Linked DNA regions of Homo sapiens: region 1 is linked to region 2. Evidence: chromatin loops called from intact Hi-C (ENCODE). Cell type or tissue: GM12878. All regions are shown on one strand.

The links. A loop is a pair of places that touch in the nucleus more often than their neighbours do. Peaks named below come from ENCODE experiments on the same cell type or tissue, not always from the same donor. Only the 100,000 strongest peaks of a DNase experiment are listed, where the experiment ranks them.
Region 1: a loop joins it to region 2, with 3 times the contacts of the local background. A loop is called at or near these places in 4 of 110 quality-filtered maps.

What each region holds. Positions count from the first base shown.
Region 1 is chr1:66,399,688-66,404,687 of GRCh38, reverse strand. No RefSeq gene overlaps it. Among named protein-coding and RNA genes, the nearest start is that of SGIP1, 130 kb to the left of the region's middle. RefSeq lists enhancers at 3,182-3,311, 3,442-3,491, 3,582-3,661, 3,153-4,352. In GM12878, a CTCF peak has its summit at 1,156; DNase peaks (open chromatin) are centred at 2,297 and 4,587; H3K27ac peaks cover 3,412 bases.
Region 2 is chr1:66,349,008-66,354,007 of GRCh38, reverse strand. The region is part of intron 8 of PDE4B (phosphodiesterase 4B); the gene reads right to left. Among named protein-coding and RNA genes, the nearest start is that of SGIP1, 180 kb to the left of the region's middle. RefSeq lists enhancers at 1,988-2,037, 2,048-2,137, 3,730-3,779. In GM12878, a CTCF peak has its summit at 2,357; a DNase peak (open chromatin) is centred at 3,720; H3K4me3 peaks cover 1,199 bases; H3K27ac peaks cover 3,983 bases.

The DNA of each region.
Region 1 (5,000 bases), 51 kb before region 2:
CCACCCATCCACTTAACTCAAAGCCCCTGGAGGCCTTTGTATTTGTGACTCTTCCTCTAGAATGCAACTGCCACAAAGGCAAGGAATGAGAGCATATGTCCTGAGTGGAGCTCTATCTCCAGTGCAGTTCTGCACAGTACTGGGTTGTGCGTAGGAACTTAATAAATGTTTGCTTAATAACAGAGAATGAATGAACCCAGCTTTGTCAAAGCAAAACAGATCTGCATTTAAATCCAGGCTACGTGATCTTGGGTCAGTGATTGCACTATCTAAACCTCTGTTTTTCTCATCTATAAAGTAGGAATCAAAATATTTGCCTCATAGGGTGGTACGAGAGAATGAATGCAAAGTGCTTAGCAGGACGCCAGCACATAGCGTGCACCCAATAAATATTTGCTGTATGCTTGAAAGAATGTTTAGTCACAGCGTTGTGATCCATGGGCCTTTGGCCGGATAAACTAGAAATTCATTTTATGAAGCCAGCATAAGAATGGTGGTGGACTAGTAAGGAATCACAAATGGTGACAAAAATAGCAGTTCTCATGGCAGTGAGGGATTGCTGGGCAGAGAATGGTGACTTGTTCCTCTCTTAAACTGTTGATGATTGGGGCGATAGCATAATTTACAATGGTAGAGAGAAGGCTCCTAGGTGAATTGTAGAGAGGAAGGTGTGGGTTGTAAGCACAGGCATTGGAGACAGACGGATGTTTAATATGTGCTAGACACTTTGCTAGGCTACTAAATTGTTTCCTCATTACAGAATAAGGGTGATAATACCTACTTTATGGGGTTCCCTCTGATTAGTTAATATATTAATTAATGTAACATACTTAACACACTGGCTGGCACAATAGGATATGCTTAGCAAAAAAATAGGTATATTGATATTAGAGGGAAAACATTTTGAGGTTTATGGTCCTCATTGCAATTCTAGTGTTTTTTGTTTTGTTTTTGTCTTTTTTGTTTTAATGCTCCCGGTTTCCATAGCAGTCCATACTGTTTTTTTATTCCATCACCTTGCTGTGTGACCCTGGGCCACCCGCTTTTCTTCTCTAGGCCTCTGTTTCCTAGAGAGTAAGAGAGTTTCCTTGTGCAGTGGATGCTGTGGTGTGCCACCTAAATCCCACCTTTAAAACAAAGGCATTCAGTGCCCCCAGTGGTTGCAAACATTGCCTGCTGATGGCCCATAAGTAAATTCCTCTTTGAAAATGGCTCTCTTTACCAAAGGTAACTGCCTTATCCAAGGTTACACACAACCTCTCCCTGGAAGCTGGTCTGTGCAGAGATACGAAGGTCAGAGAGGTTAATCTGAGACATCTCTAAAAGGCCAACCCAGATTCAGAACTCCCCCATGGGATCAGCTTAAACCTCTGTTTCATTCTATTCAACTCTCTCTGCCCAGTCCTGTTTCCCTTGGTCCCTTATAGATGTTCCCGAGAGCACTCTCCAAGAAACATCTGGCAAAAATCTCCCTCTATGAGTCTGTTTCCAGGAAACCTGACCAGTGGCATTTTGGGTAATTTCAGCTTCAGTCTGTCTGATCTCAAAATTATTTTGGTTTGTTGTATTTGGGTTAGGTTATAAGGAATTGAGATGCATTACAGAGGAAGATCAAGGATATCTTCCCGTGAAATCCTTAATACAGGCTCTTTAGAAAATTCTCTGATGAGGATCTTAAACTAATGTGAGAGTGGGGCTAATACTTTCAAGAAGGACATGAGGTTTTAAGCAAGTAGCAGATGTCATTTCGAGCTGCTGACAAAGGATTTTGGAGCTTGAGGCACACGTAGTACACAACTCTATTAGACATGACTTTCAAGGACCTACATGGAAACCTGGACATCAAGCCTGCAGGATAGATGTTGAAAACACTCAAGTTTTCTTCCCCAAAGTGCTGCATGCAGATTCTGCTGAGACTGTATCTTCTTGCCAGCAAGAAGCATAGACATTGGCAAATGCTGCCTCGATTTCAGGACTAGGAAATTATGAAAATCAGCTGGGATAGGGAGATCTGGTACTGTCCAAAAGCACCAGCTTTTGCTGGAAGTTTTCTCCCTGACAGCAGGCATTTCCGTGCTTGGAAGGGTGAGAAGAGCTTGCCTTTTACTGCAGAGATGTAGGGATATTGACCAAGGCAGGATGACCCCAGATGTTCCTTCAGTACCCTTCAGAAAGTGAATAGTGTGCTCAGTCCCTCAGAGTGTGGTAAGAGCTCCTCCAAAAACAGTGTGTGCAAAAGGAGTCACAGCTGCAGCTGGTGTTCGCACTGGTGTCCCTGGGGACCTGACACTTGGAGTCATGTGAGTCCTCTGTCTGGCTCAGAAGCAAAGCTGCAGAGCCAAGAAGCTAAATCCATTCTTCACAAATACTCCCATGAGGGGAGGATGCAAAGCAGCCAGGCTAGACTCATAGGAGGCCAGGATGTGGGGATGGTTTTAGGGTCTAAGCAGATGAGCAGAGAAGGAGTCCTTCTTGCAGGTCTAGGTAGAGAACATTTACCGGAAACTCCTGACATATACAGAGGGGTTAAGGATGTGTCTTACAGTCAGAAAATAGACACTTCCTTGGGCAAGGTATTTAACTCTTATGAATTTATATATTCTCCTTCTGTAAAGGGCATTGGCTTTATAAGTTGCTGTGAGGACTCAGTGAGGTCACATACTTGCAGCATGTAGCACAGGCCCTGAGCCTCAGCATGCACTCTGGAGTGATCACTGTCTTTATCTTCATTCTCCAAGGTGGCTGGAGGTGAGAGGTGCAGGCTGGAGCAGTGTGAGCTCTGGGTGCTTTTAGGACAGGTGTCCACCAGGACTCCATTTAGGAGATCCTGCCTGCAACACATAGCAACTTGTGCCTGGAATTGTTATTGTGTCCAGACTGGGTCATCCTCCTGCCTTTGAAGCCTGAATCACTGTCTTTGACAGAAAAGGATTATCTTTCCCTTCAAATATTCCTTAGTAGTTTATTCTAGTCTCTCTTGACTCCAGTGGACATCTAGTTTAAAATAGCAGAAGCGACTAGCGGAGTTATTTTTCTTCATTATTAATGGCATTATTGCAACAAATTTTGATTTATTGAGTGCCTATGTGCTATCTCATTTAATCTTCATTCTCACTACTGAGTGAGGCAGCTTCGTTACACAGAATGAGTTTAAGAAAAAAGAAAAAACGGGGTAGAAGCAACATAGTAGCCAATAAAGCTGGTTCATGAGTACATGTGGGATTCCACCTGGGGATTCCCAGAAATCACTGGAGCATACTCTACAGGACCATGGGTTTTTTTCATGTGGCAAGAGCAGCCACAGTACATGTTAGGAAGTCTTCTGAAATCTCCTAATCCAAGATTTTATAATTTGGTATAAAACATCTTCAATATCCTTCTCCACATCTCTGGGTCAGGATTTCCCTAAGCCAGAGAAAACAAACTTCAATTCTTACCTTTTAACACTCTCCTTGACATGGGAGTTCACCTCTTTAATTAAACCTTTAGGCCAGGCATGGTGGCTCACACCTGTAATACCAGTGTTTTGGCAGGCTGAGTCAGGAGGATCATTTGAAGCCAAGGGTTTGAGATCAGCCTGAAAAACACAGTGAGACCCCATCCCTACAAAAACAAAACAAAACAAAACAAAACAAAATTTGCCAGGCATGGTGGTGTGTGCCTGTAGTCCCAGCTACTCCGGAGGCTGAGGTTGGAGGATCACTTAAGCCTGGGAGGTAGAGACTGCAGTGAACCCTGACGGCACCACTGCACTCCAGTCTGGGTGACAGAGTGAGACCCTGCCTCTAAAACAAAACAAAACAAAACAAGACAAGACAAGACAAGACAAGACAAGACAAGACAAGACAAGACAAAACAGGCTTAGTCCAGGCATGGGGCTGTGAGGGAGAGAAATAGACTGATCTCAGGATTACTGAGAAACGTCTAGCACTACCTGTGAGAGTCAGAACCTCTTTGAGAGCATTTCTCAAAGCTTTCTTGTGGATTTCCCTCCTGATGCACTCCTTTTCCGTGAAATAAGTTAGAACCTTCCCAGATTTCCTTTGATTTGGAAAGGTCCCTAAACACAGGACCTGGCTTCTTTCCTTCCTTTTGTCCTCTTTTCCTTCCTTTCCCTTCCCTTCCCTTCCCTTCCTTTGCTTTCCTTTCCTTTTTCCTCCCCCTCCTCCTCCTCCTCCTCCTCGTTCTTCTTCCTCTACCATTCTCTATCTTTGTGCATTTGGGCAAATGACTCACCTTTCCAAACCTCAGTTTTTCTCTCTAAAATGTCTGAGGTAAATTCTAACATCCCTTTCAGTCCTAAAATCAAAGTTCACACTAACACTCAGAATAGTAAATAAGAACTTGGACACTGGAGTCAGGACTGGGTTTGAAGCCCAGGTTTGCAACTTACTGCATGATCTTAGGCTAGAAGGGCACATTCTTTGTACCTTCATTTCTCTAATATGGAGAGAATGCTGACCTACGGTGAGCAGGATTTGGTGTGATAAATGTATTGAGTGTGCATGTACCTAATTCTGCTCTAAGTTCTTTCTACGTGTTGACTCATTTCATTAGCAAAATACCTCTGTAACAAGACATTTTACTTTGTGAGTGTCTTTGCTCATTTTTCTGTCTTGTTGAAGGTTTTCATTTGTTTGCTCATTTCAGGCTTAATGTCATCATTTTCTAGTTTTGACTCATCTACAAACACAACACAAGGAGTTTTTCTGTCTTCATTCAATATGTTCCTTAAAAATATATTGTAAAGTCCATGGCCAAGAATAGAACATTAAGAAAATAGTGATTAAAACTTTGTATGTTAGAACACTAGAGAATTTTTGAAATATTCAAATGGCTGGACTCCATACCAGACAAAAAAAATCTAAATTTCTGAGTGTGGAGGCAGATATTGATGTGTTGTAAAAGTTTCCTTGTTTAACAGTTGACCAGGACTGCAAACCACTACTCTACATCCTGAATCTAGGGATTCCATCTAGACTAATTTGCCATTAATGAAT
Region 2 (5,000 bases):
TACTTCCTATGCAGCATGTAAGTTTCTGCCCTCCATCAGCTCATTAATATGCATATTAGATTGCATTCGACAAATGTATTAAACTCTTTTAACCTTTCCATCTAGGATCCAGAGTGTGTTAGGAAATATGAACATTCATTTACTGAAAGAATGGTGAATTGTTTGAGATTTAGTGTTACATCTTCTAACTCACATTAGAAATCTGAGGATTTAAATTAATTTTTATTTTATTTTAGCAATCCAGGGCATGTTGAGAAAGTCATTCCTTCCCTGCAGGTTTCTCTCTCCCTTCTTCCCAGCCCCTCCCTTCTCCTTGTCAGCGTTAAAGCACAGGCAAGGGGAAACACTAGAGCTTTACTGCAGTGGGATTCCCCGCCCCAGGTTCACCCCATTTCCCTCCTCATCTTTCCCCTCTGTTACCCTACCCCTGTACTCCCAGGATTTATTTCATCTATAGCAAGTTGAAGGAATAGCAAAGCACCATGGCAACAGCCCCAACTTGCAATTGGCTCTTTTTCCTGTGAGGCATTCCCCTTTCAAATGAGCATCCGCATCCAACAATAGCTTTATTTCAAGCATCCAAGCCCGGAGTCATGCCATCGCCTGTGCCTAGGAGACCTGGCTTTTGGAGGTGAAGCCAATGCAAGCCAGTATTTCTGCCTGCTGGCTCACTGCACCAGGCATTGTTCTCAAAGATGTCCAATCATCCTCCTTCTGGGTAACCCTGCTTGCGTATGTGTGTGTGTTTCCCATGATACAATATGTTTGTAACCAGGCATCTCTGAATCAATCATCTCAGCTAGCATATTTTACTTATTGAACCTCTGTGCAATTTTGAATCCCAGGTGAATCACATGAATTCCAAATTATTTCGTTTTAAAGACACAACTGCTCAGTCACAATGGCCTCTCATTTTAAATCCTCAAAAGACAGGCACCTAGGCTGAAGACTCAGAAGCTGAAGAAAACAAGTTTATATGCTCTGACCGATAAGCTGAATTTTGGCAAAGAAGTGAACTTTAATTGGATCATTGTAAAAATATGTTGTAAAAAGCTTAGAGACAGATGATTTCTTCCATAATTTTCTCTGCACTAGACTTAGGCAAATATAACATTCAAACAATTGTCTCATTTTGGCTCCTTTAGTCTCTCTGAAATACTTAGGAATGTTTTAGAGTCAATCAGGTTTGTAGTAGTTCAATAATGCCCTTTTTTCACGTATTTGCCAACCATTTATTGAATACCTAAAATGACCAGGGAAAAGAGTGATGATATAGCAGTGAAAAAAAAACAAAGGAACAAACAAAAACTCTTTTCATGCTTTTAATCAGCTTTCATTCTAGTAGGAATAGATATATTAGGGCATGTTGTTTAACCACAACAGCAAACAGTCTAGAGAGGGTAGGACCAGTTCTTTACTAGCTATATCGGCAACTCTGCTCAGAAGATAGGAGCAGGTAGAAACTGAATCATAAAAGGCTATAAGAGGAAAGATTTCTCTGTTTATTTTCTTTCTATAGTCTTCCATTGCCACAGGACCCTGTTGGGATACATTGTCAATCACTTTCAATATGGAATCAGGGAGGTGGCTCTCAGCTGCAGGGCTGAAAATAAACCAAACTCCTCACCTTTCCCGCATAGTTTACTGAAGGGATCAGTGTACTCATGCAAGTCATTAACAGATGAATATCACCTTCCTCCTTCCCAGGCTTAAACTAATTCTCCTATGAGCCTTTTGCTAAGGGCACAGCAATGCTACCAAAAAACATAGTCATCTTAAGGCAACCATAAAACACACAACATGGCGAAGTATGCAAATGGAGGTCACTTAGTGTCAGAAACTAACCTAGTCCTTTAAATGTTGCTTAGCAACAACTGTTGGTTTTCCTCCTCCATAAGGGAGGGCCCAACCACACTGATGTGAAAGCAATCATTGCTCTCATCAAAAAGCACTTATGAAGGGCCCATTTATGTTGGGCTCTGTACAAACTAAGAAAGGCAGACATGGCCTTCAAGGAGCAGACGGCGGGGGGTGGAAGGGTATCTTTTACATTCTAGTATATGTAGAGTCCAGTTAGTATGACTAGTGTTTAACTGTGTGATGAGACACATTAAGAAATAGAATAGATATGAATTATGTTTGAAGTTAAGCCTGAGGAGACAGTTGAGGAGCTAGGCTTAGTTGGGCTTTCAGCATCTGACTCCCACATGGGAGTGTTTCTGTTGAGCCAGAGGCAGCCACAATGTAGTAGACAAATCTTGACTTTTCATTCTCAGCTCTCACTCTCCTGTGTAGTTACATCACCTCTCATGTGTAAAATGAGAATGATCAACCCTAACATTTCATACTTGTATGATAAATTCTGTGGCTGCCTCCTACAGTTTGGACACATTATTTACCAGCAACCAAGACTTCCCAGAAAACAAAACTCCCTCTACATGACTGAGGAAAACAACTCAAATTGAAAATGCTTCAGACCATAACAAAGGAAGGGAAGCATTTATCATCCCTCAGAGTTTCATAGTGTAAGACTTTTGGAATCTATTTATTAAGTTACACGTTTCATCCAGACTCGAAGGTAAAATAGCTCCTGGGTAAAACTGTGTCCCAAGGAGTTACTGGATTGGAAGGAAATGGGCATTATTTACTTTATTAAATTCAGTAGAGAAATCCACAAACAGGAACACATTATTTTAAAGATAAATGTGTCTCTACCATCTCATGTACACAGATACTATTTTCCCTAAGAATCTGCCTTCACAGGAAAACCCTGTTACAGCCTACCTAGAAATAATGTCCCCAGAGGAAATGGCCAATGCCCCTTTTCAACACAGACAAGCAAAATTTGTGAATAAACTCTAATAAAAAATTCCTCCGATGCCTTCTTAAGCTTATGCCCAACATTAGATTCACATACACTGCTAGAAATTGCTTCTATTTTTTGAAAAGGGAAGAAGGTATATTTTCTAGATATGTGATTTAATATTATTGGCCTAGAATATACCTTTTCTATAAAATTGTCTGATTTTTGGAATAAGTTCCTTTAATAGTGAAAAGTTATTTTAAAAGTAGAGAATAGGTAATAAAAGCTAAAATTCAATTACACTTGATAGGAACATTTTGTTTGATGGCTTCAATTTTTCTTTAGTTTTAACACTGCATACAGAGATTATTTCTTCTGAGCCAGTTTCTTCTGAAGTGATAGGACACTTCTTCACTTTTCTATATTTCTCATGGGAGAATTAGTTTGAGCTTTATGCAAAGATCCGCAGGCAAGATAGGCACTATCTTGGTAATGAGTTCTTAGTTAAACTAATCACATAGGAGGAGTGAACTGGAATGATCGCAGGCTCTTCTCAAATCTAAAATTTGGGGATTTTATGTTTTTGAGAATAAAACAGTCCAGAATAGTGATAACACAGGAAGCTAGTATAAAGCCCATGAAAGAGCTTCTTCTAAGACTAATTTAGGCCTGTTGAGGGTGACCTGAAAATCACTTAGGAGTGACTCCTAAGTGATTAAAACTATTCTTCACCCTATCAAAGACTAGCTAAAGCAGGTACCTTCCTCTCATGGATAACCTCAGGATGAGGTCAGTAGGAGAAAACTGTAAGAACAGAGAATAAAAAGGTGTCAAAGAGAGGAAGGCAGCCCCAGCAGTTAGTTACTCTTGTGGGTGGCCGTCTACGCAGGAGCCCAGCTGTGAGACAGGCGCCTTATTGTGTGGGATCTTCCTGTTTTTGCAGAATGAAACAACTGCCGAAGTCATTAAAGTCACAATGACTTTATTAGGGACTAACTTTTGACTCATGTTTTATACTTTGTTAGTCATAACTTAAAAAGAATTCCCGGGCATCAGGAAAGTGAAGGGGCTGAAAATTCCTCCTGAAGGCACAGAATGCCTTCAGTGCATTCTGTGCCTTCAGTGGTAGAAAGAAGTCGAAACTGCAGTGGTACAGTTTAGTGAGAAATGAAGTAAACAGAGTCTGTCCCTGTCTTAGCTCTGGCCCTAAGCAAATATGTAATCTTGGGTAAGCTGAATTAACTTCTTGGGGCTCAGTTTCTTTAGTGGTAAAATGGCTAGCTTCTAATCTTCCTTTTGACTTTCAGGAATTTTGCATGGGAAGAAATGAAGACCCAAAGAAGTAAAGCAAATCTAAGTTTTAAATGAAAAAGAAATAAACAGAATGAGGGATATAGTGTGCTTGTCTAAAACTCCTTATGAAACTAACAATTTCCACAATTCTTAACATTTCAGATTATTTGACAATGTGCATCTCATCTCTTCCCTCCTTTTTGTGTTTCCCTATAAACTCTACCAATCATTTGAAACTTGATGTCCAGTTTCTTTATTGACAGGTTTGTCTTATTTGAAAAGCAAGTGCAATTGAATTGAGTTGGTAACATGGTCAAAGAAGTAATAATGGACATGCAATTGTCCATTAACGTCTGCTTAATCAGCTAGTGTTCCATAATGGGTCATCTTAGCAAACAAGTTCTGCTGTACTAACATCTGCAGCAAACCTTTGGTGTGCCAGGGAACAAACACAGTGAGATCATTCTCACTGTCCATGTGCCAAATCAGAAAGAAACTCTTCTAAACATGTTAGAATTGAGTGCTTCTTGTCTTAACTGCTCAGCAACGTAGTAATCAATAGGTAAGTATACAACGAAAAACAAGCATGAATATATCTACCATTATTCTGCATCAAAAATTATGATGAAGCAACAATAGAATCAATTCTACTTGCTAGTTAGAGGACAAGTCTCTGCTCAAGTGACATATTAAAAGGCAAAGCAGGGAAAAACCATTAATGCCTTCATACAGAATTGAAAAATATCAAAAGATCAAACAAATTTGAATATAGCTGCTCTATAACTAATCTCCTAAATGAGATTAGGGCTTGAACAGCTCCCCAAATTATTACATATTTCTTCCTATCTATCTAACCCTTTTCTGCTGTCCATTTTTCTCAGAATTTCTGAAAACTTCTCAAGAG